Linked DNA regions of Homo sapiens: all the other regions are linked to region 3. The links are chromatin contacts, found by Hi-C or POLR2A ChIA-PET in ENCODE. All regions are on one chromosome and are shown on one strand. Each heading gives the region's core, a stretch centred on a gene start or an enhancer-like site at or near the end of the contact. The rest is flanking DNA. Distances are from core to core; before and after follow the strand shown.

What was found. A loop is a pair of places that touch in the nucleus more often than their neighbours do. ChIA-PET counts read pairs that join two places held with the same protein, here RNA polymerase II (POLR2A). Pooled maps may share reads with other maps.
Region 1: a pooled map shows a loop between it and region 3 (2.6-fold over the local background). The contact joins the enhancer-like site here to the promoter of INPP5B in region 3. A Hi-C loop is called at or near these places in 1 of 168 maps with a recorded cell type or tissue (CD4-positive, alpha-beta T cell) and 1 of 50 pooled maps. POLR2A ChIA-PET finds 5 or more read pairs at or near these places in 1 of 52 experiments (BJ).
Region 2: a loop to region 3 is called in a pooled map, with 14 times the contacts of the local background. The contact joins the promoter of SNIP1 here to the promoter of INPP5B in region 3. A Hi-C loop is called at or near these places in 9 of 50 pooled maps. POLR2A ChIA-PET finds 5 or more read pairs at or near these places in 3 of 52 experiments (GM10248, Panc1 and activated B cell).
Region 4: POLR2A ChIA-PET joins it to region 3 with 12 read pairs in activated T-cell. The contact joins the enhancer-like site here to the promoter of INPP5B in region 3. POLR2A ChIA-PET finds 5 or more read pairs at or near these places in 4 of 52 experiments (B cell, GM10248, activated B cell and 1 more).

Annotation. Positions count from the first base shown.
Region 1 is chr1:37,673,084-37,679,870 of GRCh38, reverse strand. No RefSeq gene overlaps it. Among named protein-coding and RNA genes, the nearest start is that of AIRIM, 14 kb to the left of the region's middle. Within about 2 kb of position 3,575, at least 5 of the 41 ENCODE cell types and tissues checked have a DNase peak (open chromatin) inside an H3K27ac peak, as active enhancers do.
Region 2 is chr1:37,551,627-37,556,150 of GRCh38, reverse strand. It overlaps SNIP1 (Smad nuclear interacting protein 1), which reads left to right and starts at 1,858. Exons shown (of 4, transcript NM_024700.4): 1 at 1,858-2,145; 2 at 3,404-3,506. The coding sequence starts at 1,922. RefSeq lists an enhancer at 1-604 and a silencer at 2,076-2,135.
Region 3 is chr1:37,944,099-37,950,971 of GRCh38, reverse strand. It overlaps INPP5B (inositol polyphosphate-5-phosphatase B), which reads left to right and starts at 3,919. Exons shown (of 24, transcript NM_005540.3): 1 at 3,919-3,982; 2 at 4,638-4,720; 3 at 5,122-5,216. The coding sequence starts at 4,664. LOC105378651 (a long non-coding RNA gene) reads right to left here. Exons shown (of 5, transcript XR_001737983.3): 5 at 5,345-5,693. RefSeq lists enhancers at 1,688-2,361, 3,751-3,990, 3,568-4,097.
Region 4 is chr1:37,529,492-37,536,287 of GRCh38, reverse strand. It overlaps SNIP1 (Smad nuclear interacting protein 1), which reads left to right. Exons shown (of 4, transcript NM_024700.4): 4 at 1-1,839. It overlaps LOC105378649 (a long non-coding RNA gene), which reads right to left and starts at 5,265. Exons shown (of 3, transcript XR_947190.3): 1 at 4,743-5,265; 2 at 2,305-2,401. RefSeq lists an enhancer at 1,423-2,622. Within about 2 kb of position 1,712, at least 11 of the 41 ENCODE cell types and tissues checked have a DNase peak (open chromatin) inside an H3K27ac peak, as active enhancers do.

The DNA.
Region 1 (6,787 bases), core at 2,326-4,825, 270 kb after region 3:
CCCGAGTAGCTGGGACTACAGACATGTGCCACCACGCTCAGCTAATTTTTGTATTTTTTAGTTAGAGACAGGGTTTCACCATGTTGGCCAAGATGGTCTCGATCTCTTGACCTTGTGATCTGCCCCCCTTGGTCTCCCAAAGTGCTGGGATTACAGGCGTGAGCCACCGCGCCCGGCCACAGATATACTTCTGATGAATAAAATACTACCCAAGTGGTAGGATGTCACTTCTGAAATAGGTAAAAAAGACTGCAGCTTCCATCTTGGGTGCTCTCTCTCTCTCTCTCTCTGGGATCACCCACCCTGGGGAAAGGCAGCTGCGATGCTGTGAGGCAGCCATGTGGAGAGGCTCATGTGAGAGACCAATGCCTGCCAACAACCATGTGACTGAACTTGGAAACAGATCCTCCCTCCCACAGTTGAACCTTCTGATGGGTCCACAGCCCCTGCTGACAGCTTGACTACAGCCTCTTGAAGACCCGACCCAAAGGCAGCCAGCTAAGCAGTGCCCGGATTCCTGATCCATGTAAACTGGGATAATAAATGTTTTAAATCACTAAGTTTGGGGGCCATTTGTTCCACAGCGATAGATAATCACTACAACAAAAAAACCTCCCTTCATTTTTATATAAATGCTAACATACCATATACCCACTTTTGCACCTTGTTCTTTCTTACCGTATCTTGGAGTTCATTCTATATAAAGAGCTTCCTTACATTGTTTTAAACAGTTGCATAGATTTCTGTTGTGTGGGTAAACCATAATTTACTTAAAATAGCTCCTTAGGGTGGACATTTGTTTCCAAAGTCTTAATACCTATTGGTTTTTATAGTAGCAACCCGCCTGTACTCCCACTCTTGTTCATTAGGCCTCCCCTCCACCACCTGGAATTTTCCATTTAGCTAACCCCATCACCTTCCAACAACAAAAAATAAATTGTCAGTATTTTTTACTAGAATCACTAAATTGATAAACGAATTCAGGGAGAGTCACCACACTGGGAATACTTCTGGTGCTCCTCCTTTATGTATGCCACTGGCTTATGGATGAAGACACCAATGTGAGTTCTGTTCTGTTTTCCCTCAGCTGGGTCAGAACCCCTTTCTCTGTCAGTGTAAGACAGTCTTGGGATGAAATGAAGAATTTTGGTTTCCCTCTATCCTGTCCCTCCCCATCCACATCTAGAAACTGACCTTCAGATTCTTCTCTCAGAGTAAGTGTTGTCTCAAGGTGCTGGGGTGCCTGGGCCCTAAAGAGAAGGTCTCCTGCTTGCCCAAGGAGAGCCTGGGCTTTATGGGGACTGTATTACACCAGACTTTAATTGGGACGAGAAGCCAGGTACCTTCCCAACCTGCTCAAACACTGGATCATTTATAATTCCATTTCCCTATGAGAAGGGAGGAAGAGTGCACATTTCAGGGAGCAGGTTTGGGGATGAGGGGAAGGAAGGAACCTAGACCTGGGTTCAAGTCTCAGGCTCAGCCTTTAGCCAGCTGTGTGATCTTGGGCAAGTAATTTCCTCTAAGTCTATTTCCTCATCTGTATAGTGGAAGTGATGATATGTCCTTACAGGGTTGTAAGGTTTAAGCGAGAGGAGATAGTGAGGGCTTTGGGTACATTTGTGAGCATTTAAGGGATTGAAATTCACTTAAGCTTTATTAGTCACTCACTAAGTGTATAGCTCTGTGCTAGGCTCTTTAATATCTTTCTAAACCCTCAACGAGAATTGAAACAAGTATGCTTACTTCCATTAGGTAGATGAGGAGACCGAGACAGAGACCTGGTAAGCTTTCTAAATGCCCACAGCTTGTCAGTAATGTTGCCAGAATTTGCACCAGGGCTTGCTTGGTTCCGGTGAAAGGTGCTTTCCCCCACATCACTGTTGCCTTTCTGCCACAGAAGGCAAGAGCATGCCTAACATCTACTCAGCTGTAACAAGGGTGAGGTTTTCTGATACCCAGCCCTGCACAGGACATGGATCCTGCAGTGCAGAGCTACCTCCATCCAACTTGGCCGTGGCACATGAAGTATCCAAGCCTCTTCCAGGACAGCCGCAACCTTGCCAGTTACCCTTCCTTCTGACCCCATAGCCAAGAGGGTTGGAGCAAATCCTGGCGTGGTCTACCAGAGTCCTACACTTTTGCCTTTGATGCCAGGGCCTGGTAGGAGAAAGCCAGTGATTCTGAAGGAATGACAGGGGTACCCCTTCCAGGCACTGTCCTCCTCCCCATCCTTCCTGGAAGGCTCCTTCTTGGTTTCCACGTAGAGCAAAGTCATTTTTCCGAGACTGTAGGGCCCCAGCCCAGAGATTCTGGTCTAGTATGTGTGGGGAGGGGCTAGATATCTGCATCCTTAATAAGTACCCTTAGTTCAGTTGCAGAGTCATTCCTTAAGAAAGAGCCTTCATCCTGAGAAAAGGCAGCAGTTAGCACAGAGATTGATGGCTGGGTAGACTAGCCACAAAGACCGCACTTCTCTGGGGAAGAAACGCCTTCATAACTCCCTCACTGCACCTCTTTTCCCCTTTTTGTTGCCAGTCCTCAAGTCCAATGGGTACCTCGGCATTGCTCCCCTGGCCCCTCCATGCTGTTTGGGGTGGGATAGTCATAACTTATGTATATGGGGCTTTAGAGTCTGTCGCATCCATATCCATTCATTCTGAGGCCTCCCAGTGTGCCCAGCACAGAACTCATCATTAGCAATACAGAGGTAAATCAAAGAAGTCCATGATTTAGTAGGCCAGGCAGATCTGCAAGCTCTTCGTGAGAAGTGCTATTGTGAAGGATGTGTGGGGAATGCAGTGGATGGAGAGAGTGACTGATTGTTTTTGTGGGTTTTTGTGGGAGGCGAGATAGGGGAATGTGAGACTAGCTCCTCTGTGACTTAATTTCAGTGAGAGTCTTCCCTCTGGTCTCTAGTAGAGTAAGTGATGGGGGTGGGGGTCAGCCTGGCCTGCTGGCCATCATGTGAGCGGGGAGCAACCCTTTCTGCTCTGGCTCATCTCTTCTGATTGAAACGTGTGGAGCAGTTCTTAATTTGCACAGAGAGCCCAGACTAATAAATCCGCTACTCAATTGCAATTCCCACAGTGCGTTTATAGGCAACAGCTGACTTTTATCAGCTAGTTTGTTCTTTCATATAAGCAGAGTTTTATGAGGGTCTCCTGAGCTGGCTTGTAATGTGATGAAACGTCTGCAAAACTCAACCATAAATTCCTGGCACCTGCCAAGCAGAGGATGCTGTTTTCCAGGCACATTTTGTCCAGCTGGCGGCTCTGTCCCCTTGCCCAGTTTGCATTTTTGCACTTGTCTCTTTAAACTTGGATTTGTTTTTCAGTTCTCTGCGGCCTCTTTAAAGGCAACCGAAAAATGAGGGGTAGGAAAAAGGAACTAGAAAGTTACGTCTGTGCTAAAAATTACCCCTGGCTTATGTTGCTCTGAAAGCCAGTTTTGATCCCACTGTTGAAACAGAGACATCAGGCTTCCCTGCCACATGAACCCCAGGGCGGGGGACAGGAGGCCAGTGCCAGCCGAGCCCGTTATTAATACTTTGATTCTTTTCTGGGCCATCACCCTTTGTACTTGCCAAAGGCCCCTACCCTCAGTTGTCAGTTCTGTAAATTAAAGAAACAGCTCCGGAGGCCTTTTCCCCAGATGGTCTCCAGGCATGACATCTTTTCCCAGCATTTAGAGCTCCCCCAACACAGAGAGATGAAATTTAAATGCCCTCTGTCCTCCAAATAGGGCGAGACCTGGACTCTTGGAGAATGCTGTTTGGCTGGGGTGGACTGGGTCATTGGGAGAGCTACAAAGGCCTCAGTGGTGCAACTAGGAATGGTTGAGTGTGGCCCTGGCTGTGTCTCAGGATTACCCACCTGTGTTTATGGGTTCTCTTCATTTTGATCAGACCATTAGGTCAGAAGGCTCCTGTGGCTGCCCTTCCTGTGGCCTTATCCCCTGCTTGCTTTCCCTAGCCCACACTTCAGGGCTGGCTTCATGTGCCTGTGACCCACACTTACAAGGGTTCCCAAGGTTGGTTTCATGCTCTGCTGTCACTCTCGAAATTCTAAACAGTTTTCGAATGATTTTCCTTTGGCACTGGGCCCTGCAAATTATGTTGCCAGTTCTGCCCAGCTTCTCTCTGGTCCTACTGCTTGTAGCTGCCCCAGCACTGTGGACAGACCCTTTCTTCTCCAAGTTGAAGTTTGAGCCTTTGCAGAGCAGGTTAGTTACCCGTCATTGAGGCCTCTGGCCTTGTCCCCCTCCCAAAGGCTCCCTGTTATCCACTCTTCTGGCTACAGGCAATCCCTATTACGTGACAGTATCTCCACAGGCCCTAAAGAGGTGCCTGTCAGTCCCAACTCCCTAAGTCATCTGCAGCTGCTCCTGGCCCCTTCTTATCATTTTCCAGAAAAGATTTCTAGTCAATGCACTCTGCCTGGAAGAAGCTGCCTGCTCTTATGGAGGAGCTGGGGTCTTTGCTAGAGAAAACATCCCCTAACTGCCACCTCCACCTCAAAGGCAAGACATTGTTTCCTGCTACGGGAAAGAGACCCACTTTCTTATTTTTCCAAGCCCCACTCAGACACCATCTCCTTTTTGTTATCTCTTCTTACACCCCTAGATGAAAATAACCCTTCCTTTCTCAGCACAGTACTTGTACTTCCCTTTAACACTTAATTTTTAATTTTTTTAAAAAATGTAGAGTCAGGGTTTCACCATGTTGTCCAGGCTGGTCTTGAACTCCTGGGCTCAGGAGATCCACCTGAGCTGGGCTTGGTGCTTTGGCTCACATCTGTAATCCCAGCACTTTGAGAGACCGAGGCGGGCAGATCGCTTAAGCCCAGGAGTTTGAGACCAGGCAGGGCAACATAGTGAGGCTCCATCTCATAACTAACTAAATAAATAAATAAAAGAAATCTGCCTACCTTGGCCTCTCAAAGCTCTGGAATTATAGGCGTGAGCCACCACACTCGGCCTATTTTTTTTTAAATTTAAATCCAGCTCCTGCAGGATTTTATTTTTTTCTTATCCATTCTTATATCCCTACCAGCTCAGCAAGGGGCTCAGCCCCATTTGGGAATTGACCCAAGTGGTAGAAATGGTGCAGGGGCCTTTGCAGCTGCATGGCGTGGAGAAGGTGGGCTCTGCTCTACCCAGTGGGATGGTGCAAGGGGTGGCAGTGGTCTCTGACAGAGCTGGCTGGCTGCTGATAGCCATGGCCTCCTGTAAAGCTGCGGTATCCTAGAAAGATTGTGAGCTTCGGCAAAATCCTGTCTCCACCCACCTAGGATGTGGGCCTTGTGTTTTGCCGCTCTTACCTGTAAGATGAGTATAAGAAGACCCGACTCACTGAGCTATTTTGAAAATGAAATGAACTAATTCATTCAAACCACAGAGGATGAAGCCCAGCACCCAGTAGGTTCTTAATTAATTATAGGTTTTATCCTCCCCCTGGAGGAGGACTTGGGATTGAGGCCCATTTCCTCCTCTGTCAGGTGCCAGCTGGGCTGAGGGTGTAGTCACTGGCCACCTAAGAGCTAGGCTGGCTGATGGAAGTGAAACAAGGCAGAAGATGACCCCATCCCAGCAGCAAAGACCCACAGGCCAGGCTGGGCAGAGCATCCTCCCTTTCCCAGACCGCCTGGCTTGGGTTCCCTGGCAAGGCTGGCGGACCTAGATCCACCCGGCATTGCCACACTGGCGGAAATGGTGGTTACTGTTCGAGCCAAACCCTGGGACTGTGGCGACAGCCCTGACGGAGGCCCAGCCACCACATCAAGGACACGGCTCCACCCTCCTCTCAGCATCCCCTCCCACCTCAGGCTTCCCCGCCTCCCTCCTTCCCAGAGAACCCAGGGTGTAACCTCTCCTTGAGGCCAAGGTAAGCCACAGCCCTCTGTGGCTGCTGCTGTGTGGTGAAGGTCCTGGGCAGGGAGTCGGGACATCAGAGTTCCTGACTCAGCTGTGCCACTCCGGTGGGACCTGAGCGTGTGACTTGACCTCTCTAGACCCCAGGGTCTTCATCAAACAAAGAGGGCGGGTAGGCAAAGGTTTCAACATACAGCTGCTGCAAAAATGAAATGGGCTAATGCACGTAAAAGAGCTTGAAATCAGAGCTGGGCGCAGTGGCTCACATCTGTAATCCTAGCACTTTGGGAGGCTGAGGCGGGAGGATTGCTTGAGCCCAGGAGTTCAAGACCAACCTGGGCAACATATCAAGACCCTGTCTCTACAAAAAATAAAAATAAAAAATAAGCTGGGTGTGGTGGCGTACACCTGTAGTCCCAGCTACTTGGGAGGCTGAGGTGGGAGGATCACTTGAGCCTGGGAGGTCAAGGCTGCAGTGAGCCATGATTGCACCACTGCACTCCAGCTTGAGTGATAGAGCAAGACCCTGTTTTTTGTTTTGTTGTTGTTGTTGTTGTTTTAAACTTGAAACCATATCATAGAAATGGAAGCGATTTTCCTCTGAGAAGCAAAAGGATTTGGGAGCCAATAAGAATAACACTATAATTGCCACTTCTGGAAGTTTCTCAACTTCATGCTTACTCCTAACGCTTTCACATCCATTAAACAACCCTGTGAGGCAGGTGCTATTTCCCCTGTTTTACAGACAAGGATGCTGCTTTGGGGGGTGTGGGGGTCAAATGACTTCTCAAAGGTCACATAGCCAATCTGAGATTTTAACTCTGATAGGACTCTAGGCAAATCACCTACCGTCTCTGTGCCTCAGTTTCTTCTCCTGTGCAATGGACACCATTATTCCCCTCTCAGAACCACTGTG
Region 2 (4,524 bases), core at 609-3,108, 390 kb after region 3:
CGTGATCTCGGCTCACTGCAACCTCCGCCTCCCGGGTTCAAACGATTCTCCTGCTTCAGCCTTCTGAGTAGCTGGGACTACAGGCGCGTGCCCCCATGCCCGGCTAAATTTTGTATTTTTAGTAGAGACGGGGTTTCACCACGTTGGCCAGGCTGGTCTCGAACTCCTGACCTCGTGGTCCGCCTGCCTCGGCCTCCCAAAGTGCTGGGATTACAGGCGTGAGCCACCGCGCCCAGCCTGAAGTATTTTTCTAATTAAATGGAGAAATGACAAAGTAGGAGCCAATGGGAAACCTCCCCTTTGCCCCCTGAAGATTCGCTCAAAAATCAATTCACAAAAGGCAGATTAATTGGAGAAAAGGCATACAAATGTATTTAAAATGTATACACGGGGAGAATCACAGTATGATTACCCACCCCGAAAAGGGTTCAGAAGCTTATATACCCTCCTGGTAAAACAGGTTTGTGAGGGTGGGAGAAGGAGGAATTCTGTTCAGGGATTACTAGGCAGAATGAATGAATAAGGGAACAGAGATAAATTTGTAAATAGTTTTTTGTGTTTTTTTTTTTGTTTTGGTTTGGTTTTTTTGAAGACAGGGTCTCACTCTGTAGCCCTGGCTGGAGTGCAGTGGTGCCATCACGGCTCACTGCAGCCTCCAACTCCTGGGCTCAAGCGATCCTCCTGTCTCTGCTGGGACCACAGGCACGAGCCACTAGCCCCTGCCAAATTTAATTTTTTTGTAGAGACAGTCTTGCTATGTTAGGCAGTTTGGTCTCAAACTCCTGGCTTCAAGCGATTTTCCTGCCTTGGCCTCCCAAAGCGCCGGAATTACAGGCTGCAGCCACCGTGCTCGGCTGTAAATAGCTACTTTTGACAGTATAAGGGTCTCTGGTCAGGTGTGATTACATTCTTGGGTGGAGAAGAAAGAAACAATTATTCCTTTTGGTAGTCTGGATCTTAGGCAGATAAAGACCTGTGCTTTGGGAGAGATGATGGGCACTGGAAAGGAACATTGAGGCTTCTTCAGTTCAGCTTGTCAGTGAGCCGTATTTTGGGGTTTTGGTTTCTGAGCCCCAACAGCATTGCAGAAAGTTCAGGAAATAGAAGAGGAAAAGCTAATGATTTGAAAAGCTAATGATTTGCCCATGGGTTATCATCTCTGATTGCATTTCCATTTCTTCCTCCCTTCTATTTCCAAATGTAAATGTAATTATAGTTTGCACACAATTTTGTATCCTGCTTTATCGTTAACAAGTCAGGGTTTTTAAAGTTTGTAAATGGTTTACTAATGGCCACATAACACCCATTAATTTGGCTAACTTCCCTACTGCTGGTATTTACATTGTTTCCACGTTTTGTAATTACTAATAATGTGGCAACAAACAGCCTTGAGAGGTTTGCTTTTTCCCAGTTTTTGTTGTTGTTTGTTTTTGAGACATCTCGCTCTGTTGCCCAGGCTGGAGTGCAGTGGTGAGATCCCTGCTCACTGCAACCTGCGCCTCCAGTTCAAGTGATTCATTTGCCTCAGCCTCCCGAGTAACTGGGATTGCAGGTGCGCGCCACCACACCCGGCTAATTTTTGTATTTTTAGTAGAGACGGGGTTTTGCCATGTTGGCCAGGCTGTTCTCTAACTCCTGACCTCAGTGATCCGTCAGCCTCGGCCTCCCAAAGTTCTGGGATTACAGGCGTGAGCCACCACTCCCAGCCAGAAGTTTGTTTTTGAAACTTGAAACTCCCGCCACCCAAGCCTGTCGCTGCGGCCACACCCACTAGGGAGTAGTCACGTGTTTAACCTTTGCCGCGAGGATTTCTGGGAGCCTGGGCACCCCGGAAGCGGAAGTCCAGGAGTTAAACTCGTCATTTCCTCCAGCTAGAGGAGCTCAACTGATCTGTTTTCTTTCGCCCAGCCAAAATCACAGAATGAAGGCGGTGAAGAGCGAACGGGAGCGAGGGAGCCGGCGAAGACACCGGGACGGGGACGTGGTGCTGCCGGCGGGGGTGGTGGTGAAGCAGGAGCGTCTCAGCCCAGAAGTCGCACCTCCCGCCCACCGCCGTCCGGACCACTCCGGTGGTAGCCCGTCTCCGCCGACCAGCGAGCCGGCCCGCTCGGGCCACCGCGGGAACCGAGCCCGAGGAGTTAGCCGGTAAGTGGGGGAGCAGTCCAGGATGGACATTGGGTTGGGCTCATTCAGAAAGGCGGGCAGGGCTAGCGTCCGAAACAGGTTTTGAATGGTGGGCGCAGCAGCCCGGACTTAATCCTGAGGGGCTGTTGAGAGTGATCCAGTCGTGCTTGTGTTATGCTTGCTCTGTCACTTGCATTATAGCTCGGTGTTCAACGCCTAATGACTAACCGGCAGGATCCCACTCCTTCATTCTTGTGTTCCTAGCACTTCGAAGAGTGTGGCCCAACAGATAGCACTGATAATCTGTTAAATTGGATTGAGATTTTCCCCATCCCTCCCACAAATGGAGTGTGGGCGTTGTCTTTCCGGTTACCTGCCAGAAAGGTTTTCACATCGAGGTCTAAGCGAGCTACCTAACAGAAACTGGGGAAAAAAAAAAAGTTACTTCTTGCTAGACTCATTTATTTATGCATTCATTCACCATAGTTTTACTGAGTGCCTATTAAGTGTTAAAGACTGCCCTAGGTATTGGGGCTGCAAGGGTGATTCAGTTAGATGATCTTCACCGATGCCAAATTGGCTATGCTCTAACCCTGAGACATGATAAAAAAATAAACAAAATAGTTTCAGTTAGTAACAAGTATTATTGATAGATTAAAACAGTAATGTGATAGTGAGAGATTGGAGAGAAGAGGGAGGAGGACTCTCTAAAGAGGTGCCATTTGAGCCCAGACCTGACTGATAAGAATGATCCAACCTCTTAAAGATCCAGGCAGAGGAAACAACATCTGCAAAGAACCTGAAGTAGAATGAATTATGATTGAAATGGGAAAAAGCCAGTGTCGGTGGATTATAGTGGTCAAGAAGGTGGGTGGTAGGAATGAGATGGCACAGGGAGGAAGTAGAACCACAGGATGGAGGGATTGTTATTGATGGTAGGGGTGTTGGTAGTGAAGGATAAAGAGTCAAGGGTGACTTACGGATGGTGATGCCAATCAGCGAGATGGCAAGGAGTAGGAGAGGAAAGGTTTTTGAAGGGTTGGGAATTAAGAGTTATGTTACCTAAGTGAGAAGGTTCAGTAGACAGTTGTCTATGTGAGTATGGAATGCAAGGGAGATGTTAGGGCTAGGAAAGTGAACCTCGTGACTCCTTTAATGTGACCGGCAGAGACCTTCACAAATGCGGTGTTTGTGTTAGTAGGTAAGCCTGATACTGGAAGCTAATTTTTATGGGGGAAGGGAAATTGCGATAAAATCCTGTGTACCATGCTCTGAATAGGTCCCCACCCAAAAAGAAAAACAAGGCCTCAGGGAGAAGAAGCAAGTCTCCTCGCAGTAAGAGAAACCGAAGTCCTCACCACTCAACAGTCAAAGTGAAGCAGGTAAGTGGATTGGGGTGTTTTGATGGGTCCAAATTGAGAGCCTTTTCCTATCACAGCTAAAGAGGAATGTGTGTGTGTGTTGTGTGTGTGCACACATGTGCACGTACGCTCGCCTACATCTCTACTTGTACCTCCGATGGGCTTTTCTGAAAACTGGCTGTATTTATTTTTTCTGCTTGTTTGCTTAAATTAAACTTTTTATTTTGAGATTATTATTGGTTCACATGCAGTTGTCAGAAATAATTCAGGGAGATATACTCTTCCTGGTTTCTCCCAGTGGTAACATCTATTCATAACAGAACTGTGGTACAATATCATCATCAGAATATTGACATCGATATAGTCAAGATAACATTTCCTTCACCGCAAGGAATACCTCGTGTTGTCCTTTTGTAGCCAAACCCACTTATCTCCCACTTTTATCCTTCCTTAACTTCTGTCAACTTCTAATCTGTTCTTCATTTCTATAATTTTGTCATTTCAAGAATGTTATGTAAATGGAATCATACAGTATGTAACCTTTAGGATTGTCTTTTCTCACTCAGCAGAATCCTTTGGAGATTGATTCAGGTTGCATCTCTCAGTAGTTTGTTCCATTTCATTGCTGAGTGGTATCCAAATGGCATGGATTTAGCCACTTACTCATTAAAGAACATCTGGGTTGTTTCCATTTTTTGGCTATTACACATAAAGCTGCTATATAGACATTTGTGTACAGGTTTTTATGTGAACGTTAAGAGTTCATTTCTCTGGGATAAATGCTCAGGAGTACAATTGCTGGATTGTACGGTAGTTGCAGGTTTAATTCTTTTAAGAAATTGCCAGACTGTTTTCCAGAGTGGCTGTATTAGTTTACCTAGGGCCACCATAATGAAATACCATAGAGTAGGTGGCTTAAACAACAGAAATTCATTTTCTTGTAGTTATGGGGCTAAAAGTCAAAAATTAGGGTGTTAGCAGGTTTGGAATCTCCTGAAAAAAAATCCTCTGTCCTTGGATTGCAGATGGCTACCTCTTT
Region 3 (6,873 bases), core at 2,670-5,169:
TGCTAACCTCTAGGCCTTTTCTGACTGACCCCTACCTTTTTTTCTTTTGTTTTTTTGAGACAGAGTCTTGCTCTGTCACCCAGGCTTATGCAGTGGCGCGATCTCGGCTCACTGCAAGCTCCGCCTCCCGGGCTCACCCAATTCTCCTGCCTCAGCCTCCCGAGTAGCTGGGACTACAGGCGCCCGCCGCCATGCCTGGCTTATTTTTTGTATTTTTTTAGTAGAGACGGGGTTTCACCATGTTAGCCAGGATGGTCTCGATCTCCTGACCTCGTGATCCACCCGCCTCGGCCTCCCAAAGTGCTGGGATAACAGGCATGAGTCACGGCGCCCGGCCCTGACCCTTACCTTTAATGTCTTCCTAGGCCAGGCATGGTGGCTCATGCCTGTAATCCCAGCACTTTGGGAGGCCAAGGCGGGTGGATCATGAGGTCAGGAGATCGAGACAGGCCAAGGCAGGTGGATCATGAGGTCAGGAGATCGAGACCATCCTGGCTAACATGGTGAAACCCCATCTCTACTAAAAATACAAAAAATTAGCCGGGCATGGTGGTGCTGGGCGCTTGTAGTCCCAGCTACTCTGTAGGCTGAGGCAGGAGAATGGCATGAACCTGGGAGGCGGAGCTTGCACTGAGCCAAGATCTCACCACTGCACTCCAGCCTGGGCGACAGAGAGAGACTCCACCTCACCACAAAAAAAAAAAACAAAAAAAAAAACTCTGCCTTCCTCATTAGCTCCCCAAGTCTGAGCTTTCTACCTTTGGTGCCCCACCCCCTCTCAGATTCCCCACTCCTAACATCCCCACCATTCCCCAGTCCAGCCCATCCAGCACTCCCCTCCCCAACAAGCTACAAAGAGGCCTGGGGCAAGCACCTGTGCTCATCTAGGCCGTGGTGGGGGAGATGTCAGGTTGTGAGCTGCCCACACACATCATGCTCTCCCTGGGGGCAAGGCAGGGGGTCAGGGCTTTACAGAGGTGTCACAGCACTTCCCCAGGCAGTCCTGCTCTGCTCCTAGGCCTAGCCCACCCGACGATCCCAGAGGACAAGCTACATTCCATTCCACCCCTGGTGACCACCACCTTGCCAGCCCTCCAGGGAAATGTGTCTCATTCTCACCTGCCTCCTCTAGGAAGTGGAGGCAGGAATGGACAGCGTGTGGTGGATGGGGCCAGTGACACAGGCATGATAGGGCTCCAGCCTTGCCTCTGTCCAGCATTTACCACCTGTTCAGTCTGCACAGAGCTCCCAAACCTCCTCCTGCTTTCTCTTCCAGAAGAAAATCTGTGCTACTTTCTCCTGCCAAGGTGGTGACTGTTTCAAAGGGCCGAAAGCTGTGGCCATGTGCCCTGAGGGCTTGGACTTCTGTGAGGTGAGCCCTGCGATGCTCCAAGAATTAGGGAGCTCTCCTCCCTCAGAGCTGCATGGCTTTCTCCTTCTACCTGGAGTGGGTAGCTCAGCAGTAGAATCTGGCTGGAGCTAGACCTGCTGGGAGCAGCCGTGGGGTCTAGCAAGCTTGACCCCCTCAGCTCTGCATGATGCCAACACCAAAGGCAGCAACTGGAATTTTCCATACCTCCACGATGTGCCCCTTTTTTTCTGACCACCCTGTATGTTCACTAGGAACTCACTGATCTTGTGGGCAGGAAGCTAGGGGTCCAAGGAGGTTGAGCTCAACCCATGACCCACTTAACACTTTCTGCCTTTGAGTGGGGAAGAGGGGCAAGGGGAAGATGAATGGTCCCACCTCTTCTTGCAGCTGAAATGCTCCAGCTCAGGTTACATTGCAGGCTGCAGCCAGGCCTGTGAAGCAGGGACCTCCCAGTGTCATGGGGCTGTGGCCCCACCCTGCTACCAGGAGTGCTGTCAAGCCTCAACCTCAGGCAGCTGCCTTCAGCTGGATGGGAAACTTCACTTCAACCAGGCAGCTCCTGGGGCCACCAGAAACCCCCTGCACTGGGCCCTGGCTGTGGCTATGCTACTTCTCCTCCACTCTGCTCTGCTCCTATTCCTGCTCCCCTAGCTGGGCCCAGCAGAATCTGGGAGCAGCAGTCAAGAAGACCCTGTAGGATCTACAAGCCTTCAGGTCCCCCTCCAGCTCTGATTCCTGTAGTTGCATCTTTAGTAAAAGGCCTTTATCAAGCCCACAGCTCTGGGCTTAAGGCTCCTCACTTCTCCCCTTCTAGGGCCTAGGCCTGACCATGGAACCCCCCAAGGGGGCAGGCCCTCAGCCCTAATCTCAGGGAGAGGATAGGGTTTGTCTGGAAAAACAGAAAACCTCCTGCCTGACCCCCACCCAGTGGGAGGACCCCCAAATCCTGCAGGGACAGTTTCTTCATCATAAAAAGCACACAGCCCCATCTACTTTGCCCAGACCCTCCTCGCCAGGCTTTGACACTAGAGCAGGGCTGGAATTGGGGTTCCTCTGCTTCCCTGCAGTGACCCCACCCCTTGATCCTAAGGGTCTGAGTCAATCCCCTTTCCCCTCATCGTCCACATGACTTAGACACTGAATTCAAATAAACTTGAGCTCCATTTGTGCTGTGGATGTTTCCAGGAAAAGAAATGGATTGAGAAGAAGGCAACGACTGTTTCTGGAAGGGGTTTACATATGCAAAGTTGAACTGGTCATTAGGATGGCCACTTCACTTGGGGAAAGAGGAAGGGAAACTGTTCACAAGTCACAACAGTCACCCCCTCCCCAGCACTGAAGGCCCATTCCTTCAGTTTGGGCCAAAGCTTGAGAGAAGGTGTATTTATTAAAATAGTTCAGAAAGTAATTCACTAACTCCATAGATAACTGTGTGCCAGAAACTGCTGGTATGTTGATGAAAAGGCATAGTCCTGTCCAACGGGAGCTTACAGCTTAATTAAACAGCCAATAGGCCAAGTGAGAATGATCCTAGCATTCCTTATCTGAGCTGGGTGAGCAATCACAGCTCACTGCAGCCTTGAACTCCTGGGCTCAAGCAATCCTCCCACCTCAGCCTCCCAAGTAGCTGGGACTACAGGCATGCACCACCATACCCGGCTAAATTTAAAAAAATTTTTTTTTAGAGATGGGGTCTCAAACTCCTGGCCTCAAGCGATCCTCCCTCCTTGGCCTTCCAAAGTGCCGGGATTACAGACATGAGCCACTGTGCCCAGTCCCTGTGCTGGCTCTTTTTGTCCATCTTGGGTAACCTCCTTATCTTAGATGGGGAAATTGAGTCCCAAGGGAAGAAAGGTCTTGGCCAAGGTCACAAAGCCAGGCGGATCAGGGGAAGGACGTTGCCGGACAGGAACAGTGTCATACCCTTTATAAAGTGCGTTCACACCCAGTAGCCTCAAACAGCCCTGTGTGGCAGGAGGGCTGGGTGGGGCTAAGGGAGGAAATAGGGCAGTGTGTAGCGGTATAAATGGCCCAGGAGTTGCAGTCAGACTTTCAGTGGAGTCCCAGTGTTGCCACCTGCTAGCTGCAGGACTTAATGTCAAACTGCTTAACCTATCCAAGGCTCAGTTTCTCCACCTGGAAAATGGACATAATGGTTCTTCATAGTCTGGTTCTCCCTCCATTAAACCAGGAGAAGGTAGTTATTTTAGGGGAAGAGTTTCAGTAGAGGTCCGGGTTGTCTACCCTGGAGTGAGAAGAGCTGAGGATGGAACTAAGGAGAAAATAAAAATGCATTATATTCTTCCCCTAAGATAAAATGTGACCATCTTCCTTCTGGGTGGGAAGCTCTGGCCCCATGACCTAGAGGGCTGGGGATGGGAGTGAGGGCAATCATTAGAAAACCTTTCTGGTATAGGAAGCCCAGTGTACCCCAGGGCCTAAGGGGTTAACACGGATGGAGAGACTCCCCACCCCACGATTGACTCGGGCATGCTGGGACTTGCAGGCTGACTGACCACCATGTGGCGCAGGGGCTGTTGGGAAATGTAGTCACTGTCCCGGAACCTGGGGCAGCGGAGTCCCGTGCGCCCTGTGGTGACAGCTCAGGAGGTAGGTGACAATGTCAGGGAGCTGTGGGTGGGAGCAGAGCAGGAAAGCCAGGGCAGGGCTGGGCAGGAGGGAGTGGGCAAGCTGAGGGCTGGGACACCCCCCAACCCCCGGCCTGCAGCTGATGCAATGGGCCTGCTGGGGCGGGGGTGAAGGGCAAGCAGCAATGGGACACTTCCTGTCTCCAAGGAAAGAGGAATGGGACCCTCCTGAATGACAGTAAGGGGATGTTCCCTGAACCCCACATGGACACACCACTGACACCTCCCAGAGAGGCGCTAGCAGAACAAAAACTGTCCCCAAAAGAGAGGAAGAGCCATGTCCTAGGAGCAAAGGGACTAGGTCCCCTTCTCCAATCCACGTACCCCACTTCCAACAAGGATAGACCACACTCAAGAGCAACTGGATGCCCTCCCAGACAAAGGCAGTATAGCAAACTGTAGATCCCAGCGGGGCAAAGGGACTGGACCCCTATCCCTAAAAACTGAAAGGCCTATTCTAGGGAGGACAAAGAGGAGGAGGAGGAGGATCAGGCCTCCCCGGTACCATCTCCCTCTGCAAAGGCCCCTCCCTCCTGCCCCCAACCCCTCTGAGGCAGCTCCACCACCCCATGCGTAACTTGTTGACCAAAGCGGGGCTCCTATCTCCCCTCCCACAGGGTGTGTGCGCTCAGCAGGGGCCAGCATGGACCAGTCTGTGGCAATCCAGGAGACGCTGGCTGAGGGGGAATACTGCGTCATCATATCCTTCCTGTGCTAACTGCGGCCCTGAGCCTGCCCTGGCCTTGGGAAGAGGAATGGAAGGTGTCGAGGTGTCTATCCCCTCTCCTGCCCCTCTGAACCATCAGGGGAGAAGGAAATCAGTATTTACTAAGTACTTACTGAGTCCTGGACTCTCAGCCAAATGCTTTAAATACGCAGTTATCCTCCTAACTCCCTATGAAGTTGGGGATTATTATCCTCATTTCATAGATAAGGAAGGCTTAGAGAGCCTGTTTGTCTGTTAGTTCAGCACATGGTTTGAGTGCTCACCCAAGGCCACACAGTGAATCTGGGGGGGCAGGGGAACAGAGGGAAGGTGGGACAGCCTGGGTGGGGAGAGGCCTCGCCTCTGGGTTGTCTTCCCTTGACTCTGAGCCGCAGGCGGTGCAAGGTGTGCTGTGTGAGGGGGACAGCCGGCAGAGCCGCCTCCTGGGACTCGTGCGCTACCGCCTGGAGCACGGCGGCCAGGAACACGCGTGAGTGAGGGGCTTGGTCCCCACCTGTCTGGGCCATGGGGTTGTTCATCACTGCACCCTCCAGCTGAACTTCAACTGTCCCTCCAGGGCAGGGTCTGAGTCTCCTAGAATAATTATCACAATGATAGTTAATATTTTTTGAACACTATATTTTAAACCCTGCACACGTACTAACTCATAATCCTCAAGATCTAAGGAGGAAGTTTCTTGAGAAGAGACAGTTTAACATACTAGTCCAGATCTTGAGCCTCGTGGTCCAAATGCCTGGGTTCAAACCCAGGCTTTGTTACTAACAAGCCACATGATCTATTGTTTGTTTGTTTTGAGAAGGAGTCTTGGTCTTTGCCCAGGCTGGAGTGCAGTGGGGTGATCTTGGCTCACTGCAACCTCTGCGTCCCAGGTCCAAGCAATTCTCGTGCTTCAGCCTCTTGAGGAGCTGGTATTACAGAGGTGCCCGCCACCATGCCTGGCTCATTTCTGTATTTTTAGTAAAGACAGGGTTTCACCACGTTGGCCAGGCTGGTCTTGAAGTCCTGACCTCAAGTTATCCACCTGCCTTGGCCTCCCAAAGTGCTAGGATTACAGGCATGAGCCAGCGTGCCCAGCCTCACATGATCTTTTTTTTAGAGACGGGGTCTCTTTCTGTCACCCAGGCTGGAGTGCAGTAGTGCACTCATAGCTGCATGCTGGAACTCCTGGCCTCAGGTCATTCTCCCACTTCAGCCTCCCAAAGTGTTGGAATTTTAGGCATGAGCCACCGCACCTGGTGGAACCACATGATCTTGAGCAAGTTGTTTTACTCCTCGATTTGTCCATATTAAAGAGTAAAGTGAGTTAGGCCAGGTGCAGTAGCTCATGCTTGTAATTCCAACACTTTGGGAGGCTGAGGCAGGAAGATTGCTTGAGCCTAGGAGTTCGAGACCAGCTTGGGCAACATAGCGAGACCGCCCCCCCTACCCCGCCCCACCTCCCGCTCCCCGGCTCCATCTCTACAAAAAATAAGAAAATTAGCTGGGTGTTGTGGTGCATGCCTGTAGTCTCAGCTACTCAGGAGGCTGAGGCGGGAGGATCACATGAGCCGAGGAGTTTGAGATTACAGTGAACTACGATTGCAGCCTGGGCAACACAGCAAGACCCTGTCTCTATAAAAAAAAAAACAAGAAAAAAAAAACGAACACCATGGGGTGTGTAGAAAGTGCTCAATAAGGCTGGGTGCAGTGGCTCATGCCTGTAATCCCAACACTTTGGGAGTCTGAGCTGGGAGGACTGCTTGAGTTCAAGACCAGCCTGGGCAATATAGTGAGACCCCTATCTCTATTTCAAATAATTTAAAAAATATAATAAATAAAAAAAAGAAAGTGCTCCATAAATGTTGTCTAGTAACACCCACATACCACACAGAAGCAGAGAGAGAGTAATAGTTGTCAAAGGTCTCATAGCTGGTAAGTGACTCAGGGTCTAGGAGCTGGGAGGGAGGGGGCCTTAGACATTTTCTGATCCATCACCCCAGTTTTACAGATGGGAAACAGGTTCAGGGAGAGAAGTGGGTAGCTAAGGTTGCACTGTTCCTGTCACACACAGTGCTAGAATGCACCATGGTTAGATCAAACATGTGTTTGTGTTTTACTAACAATCAGGGGCTCCTGCAGATGAGAAA
Region 4 (6,796 bases), core at 463-2,962, 410 kb after region 3:
CTTAGGATACTATTAAATTTGATTGTTTTCCATTGTTTTTATACCCATGTGTGCTCAGGGCTAAAGATTGGCTAGTGGGAGGGGCAGCTGACTAATGTTCATTCAGAAGAAGTTAAAAGATCCTTTGAAAAGTGAACACTTAATAAGGTCATTAGATGAAACGTAAGTTGGGCCGGGCATGGGCACAGTGGCTCATGCCTGTAATCCCAACACTTTCGGAGGCTGAGGTGGGCAGATCATCTGAGGTCAGGAGTTCAAGACCAACCTGGCCAACATGGTGAAACCCCATCTCTACTAAAAATACAAAAATTAGCTGGGCGTGGTGGCACATGCCTGTTTTAATCCCAGCTACTCGGGAGGCTGAGGCAGGAGAATCGCTTGAACCCGGGAGGTGGAGGTTGCAGCGAGCTGAGATTGTGCCACTGCACTCCAGCCTGGGTGACAGCGAGACTCTGTCTCAGAAAAAAAAAAAAAAGGTAAGTTGAAGAATGTGTTCTACATTGGCCACTGTAACTGCTATTTTCTTCATTTTGGTATGTGCCATAGATCATATATATGTGCTTGTCTGAAAAGTAGGTTTGTTTGGATGAACTTTTCTCTTGATCCAGACTGACGGTTTTCTCTTGAGGGTTTAAGCACTAATCTGGTATCTTACTCTAGGATCTCCTTGTTCAGTCTGTGCTGCAGTAGCACTACTTTGTGGTAGCCTTGAGTTTTGCTACAAACTTCATCCTGGTGGGCACTGTGATAGATGACCACTTTGCCTACATTTTTCAGTAAGAAGTCCTAATTGTTTAGTCAGTTTTTATTTTAGTAGAGGAATAACGTCCTGGATTAAGAAATTCTTTATGCCACATATCTGAGAAGGTGGGTTTTTTTGTTGGTTTGTTTGTTTTGAGATGGCGTCTCACTCTGTCGCCCAGGCTGGAGTGCAGTGGCACCATCTTGGCTCACTGCAACCTCCGCCTCCCAGTTTCAAGCGATTCTCCTGCCTCAGCCTCCCAAGTAGCTGGGACTACAGGCACCTGTCACCAAGCCTGGCTAATTTATATATATAATTTTTATTTTTTATTTTTTTTTAGTAGAGATGGGGTTTCACCATATTGGCCAGGCTGGTCTCGAACTCCTGACCTTGTGATCCGCCCCTCTCAGCCTCCCAAAGTGCTGGGATTACAGGTGTTAGCCACCAGGCCTGGCCTGAGAAGGTGTTTTTTTTTTTTTTTGGTCTTGTTTTCCCTTACCCCTTTCTTTGAAGAAAGGGTGTCAAAAGACATTACCTGCCTCTAAAGCCAGATATCACCAGCAGACTTCTTAAAGTGGACATAATCCTAGAGCTTTCATTCTGTTTAGAAGTTCATGTTCATCTTAGCCATTTGGAACTTCTTCATTCTCTATCTTTTCTCCACGGTGGCTGGGCTTGTCTGCAAATCATTGTGTCAAAATCAAACTATTTTCAAAACAGCCCTTTGCTTCTGAGCCCCTCCCCTAAGTCCTCTGTGGGGGTCCATGATTCTGCAGAGGTATGGGACAGAATCTTCAGATTTTACCCCTTGAGTCTCTTCCTAGTCATATCCTGGTTCCCTCATTCTAATATTGACAAAGGATGACTCATTAAGTGCAACTGGTTATGTAACTTTCAAATACTTTCATTGTGTATGTCAGGATCTGAGGAACAAAATGATGTCATTTAATCGGAATCTAAACGTGACACAAACAACGTGCCAGCAATACCTGCTTGTGAAATAATGTTCTGAGCCCACAGTGTTCCTGGGTATGTGAGTTTATATCAAGTGAAAAGGCTGCTTAATTGACATTAAAGTTTTGGAATGTAAAGCTTCATTTGGTCTCTTGGGTAAAATTTCCAGTGTATTTATCAAATGGGAAACAATTCTAAAAACAGTTGTTCACATTTACTCTAAAGTGAATTAATCCAGTCAGCAATAGTTGCATAAGTTTATGCAGTTGGTTTACAGCTAAGTTAGAAAGGGAGCAATAGCCAGGTGTGGTGGTATGTGCCTGTAGTCCCAGCTACTTGGGAGGCTGAGGCAGGAGGATCACTTGAGCCCAGGAGTTCAAGACCAGCCTGGGTGATATAGTGACACCTCATCTTTTAAAAAAAAAGAAAAACAAATAATTTGGAGATGGGCCGCACCTTGTGGAAGAGATGACAGTTGAGGTATACCTTAGAAAATAGTTTGATTTGGAGTCAGTAGTAAAGGAGGACATCATGCCAGACTGAGCAGTCCAGGGACTAGCAGGACTGCAGTGGACTGTGGATAAGACCCTATAAATTAAGTTGTTTACCTCAAGACCCATGACACGTCAGTGGTAAACCTGGGATGAGAAATCACCTCAGTCCTGGCTCAGTGATCTTCCTGCTGGATTGTTCCTGCCTGCAGAGCTTAGCAGAGAGTTAAGGAAGGAAAAGACAACTGATTCATTAGGCTGCCCAATTCATAACTAGGGGGTTCAAGGAAATCACAGGAGGTGGGACTTTCTGCAGTAGAGGGTGGCTTAGGGAAATCCTCACCTCACCAAGTCACAGCTAGAGCTACTTGGAAATCATCATCTTGGTTCATAAAAATAGAAAAATATTCAGTAACGGGATGCCAAAGAACATGTAAACTGAGACTTCAATAATAAAACTGGCCAATATTGAGCACTTTCTATGTACCAGGCACAGTCCTAAGCATTTTACTTGTCCTACTTCATTCATGAACTCATTGAATCCTCACAACCCAACAAGACAGGCTTCAACGGTTGTTCCATTTTGCAGATGAGAAAACTGAGGCACAGGGACATTATGGTCACAGTGGTAGGTAGGACTGGAATTTAGACCCAGTCACTCTGATTCTAGATGCCACATTCTTTTTTTTTTTTTTTTTGCTTTGTCACCCAGGCTGGAGTGCAGTGGTGCAATCCCCACTCACTGCAACCTCTGCCTCCTGGGTTCAAGTGATTCTCGTGCCTCAGCCTCCTGAGTGGCTGGGATTACAGGTGCACACCACCACGCCCAGCTAATTTTTTGTATTTTTAGTACAGACAGGGTTTCACCATGTTGGCTAGGCTGGTCTCGAACTCCTGACCTCGTGATCCGCCTGCCTCGGCCTCCCAAAGTGCTGGGATTACAAGTGTGAGCCACCACACCCAGCCAATTTATTATGTTTTTGAGACAGGGTCTCTCTTTGTCACCCAGGCTGGAGTGCAGTGGCACAGCACCACTCACTGCAGCCTCGATCTCCTGAGCTTGTCATCTGTGCACCTCAGCCTCCCAAGTAGCTGGGACAACAGGCACACACCACTACGCCTGGCTAATTTTGTAAGTTTTTGTAGAGACGGGGTCTCCCTGTGTTGACAGGGCTGGTCTTGAACTCCTAGGCTTAAGTGATCTCCTGCCTCAGCCTCCCAAAGTGCTGGGATTACAAGTGGGTCACACACCCCTCCTTTTTTTTTTTTTGTTTTTAGACATGGTCTTGCTCTGTCACCCAGGCTGGAGTGCAGTGGTGTGATCTCAGCTCATTGCAGCCTTGACCTCTTGGGCTCAAACAATCCTCCCACCTCAGCTGCAACTGTCAGCCTGGCTTTTTTTTTTTTTTTTTTTCTGTAGAGACAAGGTCTCTCACTATGTTGCCCAGGCTGGTCTTGAACTTCTAAGCTCAAGTGATCCTCCTGCCTCAGCCTCCCAAAGTGCTGGGATTATAGGCATGAACCACTGTGCCAAACCTTAAACAATTTTTTTTAGAGATTGGGTCTCACTGTGTTGCCCATGCTAGAGTACAGTGGCACTATTATAGTTCACTGCAGCCTCACACTCTTGGGCTCAAGTGATCCTCCTGCCTCAGCCTCCTGTGTAGCTGCGACTATAAGCACACTACCATCCCTGGAATTTTTTTTTTTTTTTTGAGATGGAGTCTCGCTCTGTCGCCCAGGCTGGAGTGCAGTGGCGTGATCTCGGCTCACTGCAAGCTCCGCCTCCTGGGTTCACGCCATTCTCCTGCCTCAGCCTCCTGAGTAGCTGGGACTACAGGCGCCCGCCACCATGCCTGGCTGATTTTTTGAATTTTTAGTAGAGACGGGGTTCCACCGTGTTAGCCAGGATGGTCTCGATCTCCTGACCTTGTTATCCGCCCACCGCAGCCTCCCAAAGTGCTAAGATGACAGGTGTGAGCCACTGCACCTGGCCTAATTTTTAAAATTATTTGTAAAGACAAGGTTCTGCTATGTTGCCCAGGCTGGTCTCAAACTCCTAGTCTTCTTCCTACCTCAGCCTCCCAAAAGGCTGGGATTACAGGCGTGAGTCACCACACGTCATAGATTTTCTTTTGAAGACAACTTTTGGCTAGGTGCAGTGGCTCATGCCTGTAATCCCAGCCCTTAGGGAGGCCAAGGCAGGCAAATCACTTGAGCCCGGGAGCTTAAGACCAGCCTGGGCAACATGGCAAAACCCCGTCTCTGCTAAAAATACAAAAAATTAGCTGGGCATGGTGGCGTGCACCTGTAGTCCCAGCTACTTAGGAAGCTAAGGTAGGAGGAGCGCCCTGAGACTAGGAAGTCCTGGCTGCAGTGAGCAGTGATAGCACAACCGTAGTCCAGCCTAGGCGACAGAGTGAGACTCTGTCTCAAAAAAAAAAAATCCCAAAACAAAAACATTTTCTCTCTACATTGATTACATACAAATCTCAGATTTAAGATGCTCTTGAGCCTAGGAAGCCAAACCAAGGCAAACTTTAGACTATACTTACAGTTTAAAGGTTCTTGGATCTGCCAGATCTTGATCAAAAGGGACAAATGTGAAAGATGTCCTTTTTGTTGTTGTTGTTGTTGTTTGTTTTTTTGTTTTTTTTGAGACAGAGTCTCACTCTGTCCCCCAGACTGGAGTGCAGTGGCTCAGTCTCGGCTCACTGCAGCCTCCGCCTCCCAGGTTCCAGTGATTCTTCTGCTTCAGCCTCCCGAGTAGCTAGGATTACAGGCACGCACCACCTCACCTGGCTACTTTTTGTATTTTTAGTAGAGATGGGGTTTCACCATGTTGGCCAGGCTGGTCTCGAACTCCCGACCTCAGGTGATCCGCCCGCCTCGGCCTCCCAAAGTGCTGGGATTACAGGCATGAGCCACCACACCTGGCTGAAAGATGTCAAGTTTGACTCACTTAGTGTAGGGCCAGGAACTCTTGAAGCTAGGCATTGTATGCATATTCTTAAATATAACATTTCAGTCAAAGCCTTAGTAATATAACCAATGTTTCCAACTGTATCCTGCCTGTAAAAAGAGAGTAGATTTTATTATTTTTTTTTCTTCTGTCATCCAGGGAGTACAGATTTTTATTGAACTGGTGTAAATAAAAATAAGAACACTCATGACTAGTTTCCAAAATTTGGGGAAATCAAGTAGGAAGGAAAAGCAAATGCAAACTATAGATAGCTTACAGAAAAATTCCTTAAATTTGGAAAACACTTAAAGAACCTATAATGTTTTAAATAAAAGCCATAAAAACACTATCTTCATTCATAACTTTATTTCCTGTAATTAATTTTTTGTTTTGCTTGAATCTTGATAATCAATTACATGAACCCATCAATTTCCTTATTAGTGTTCTGGAAATTTTTGTTTAGTCCATTGTTTTTCTTTTTCTTTTTTTTTTTGAGACGGAATCTTGCTCTGTCGCTCAGGCTAGAGTGCAGTGATGTGATCTTGGCTCAATGCAACCTCCGCCTCCCGGGTTCAAGTGATTCTCCTGCCTCAGCCTCCTAAGTAACTGGGATTACAGGTGTGCTCCAACACGCCCGGCTAATTTTTTTGTATTTTTAGTAGAGATGGAGTTTCACCATGTTGGTCAGGCTGGTCTTGAACTCCTGACCTTGTGATCTGCTCACCTCGGCCTCCCAAAGTGCTGGGATTACAGGCGTGAGCCACCGCGCCCGGCCTAGTCCATTGATCTTAAAGTTATCAGAACTCTGTGTTCAAGAGTACTTGTAGGCTGAGTGTGGTGGCTCATGCCTATAATCTCACCTTTGGGATGCTGAGGTGAGAGGATCACTTGAGGCCAGGAGTTCAAAACAAGCCTGGGCAACAAAGTGAGACTCCATCTCTACAAAAAAATTTAAAAATTAGCCGGGCATGGTGGCCCTTATCTGTGGTTCCAGCTATTTGGGATGCTGAGGCAGGAGGATTGCCTGAACCCAGGAGGTCAAGGCTGCAGTGAATCATGATAATGTCATTGCACTGTGGCCTGGGTGACAAAGCAAGAGCCTGTCTCAAAAGAAAAGAAAAAAAAAAAGAGGCCAGGTGCTGTGGCTCCTATGGCTCACACCTGTAATCTCAGCACTTTGGGAGGCTGAAGTGGGTGGATCACCTGAGGTTAGGAGTTTGAGACCAGCCTGGCCAATTTGGTGAAACCCTATGTCTACTAAAAATACAAAAATTAGCTGGTCATGGTGGCGGGTGCCTGTAATCTCAGCTACTTGGGAGGCTGAGGCAGGAGAATCGCTTGAACCTGGGAGGCGTAGGTTGCAGTGAGCTGAGATCATGCCACTGCACTCCAGCCTGGGCAAGAAGAGTGAAACTCCGTCTCAAAAAAACAAACAAACAAAAAACAAAGGCTAGGCGCGGTGGCCCACGCATGTAATCCCAGCAGTTTGAGAGGCCTAGGTGGGCGGATCACCTGAGGTTGGGAGTTCGAGACCAGCCTAACCAACATGGAGAAACCCTGTCTCTACTAAAAATACAAAATTAGCGGGGTGTGGTGGCACATGCCTGTAATCCCAGCCACTCGGGAGGCTGAGGCAGGAGAATCACT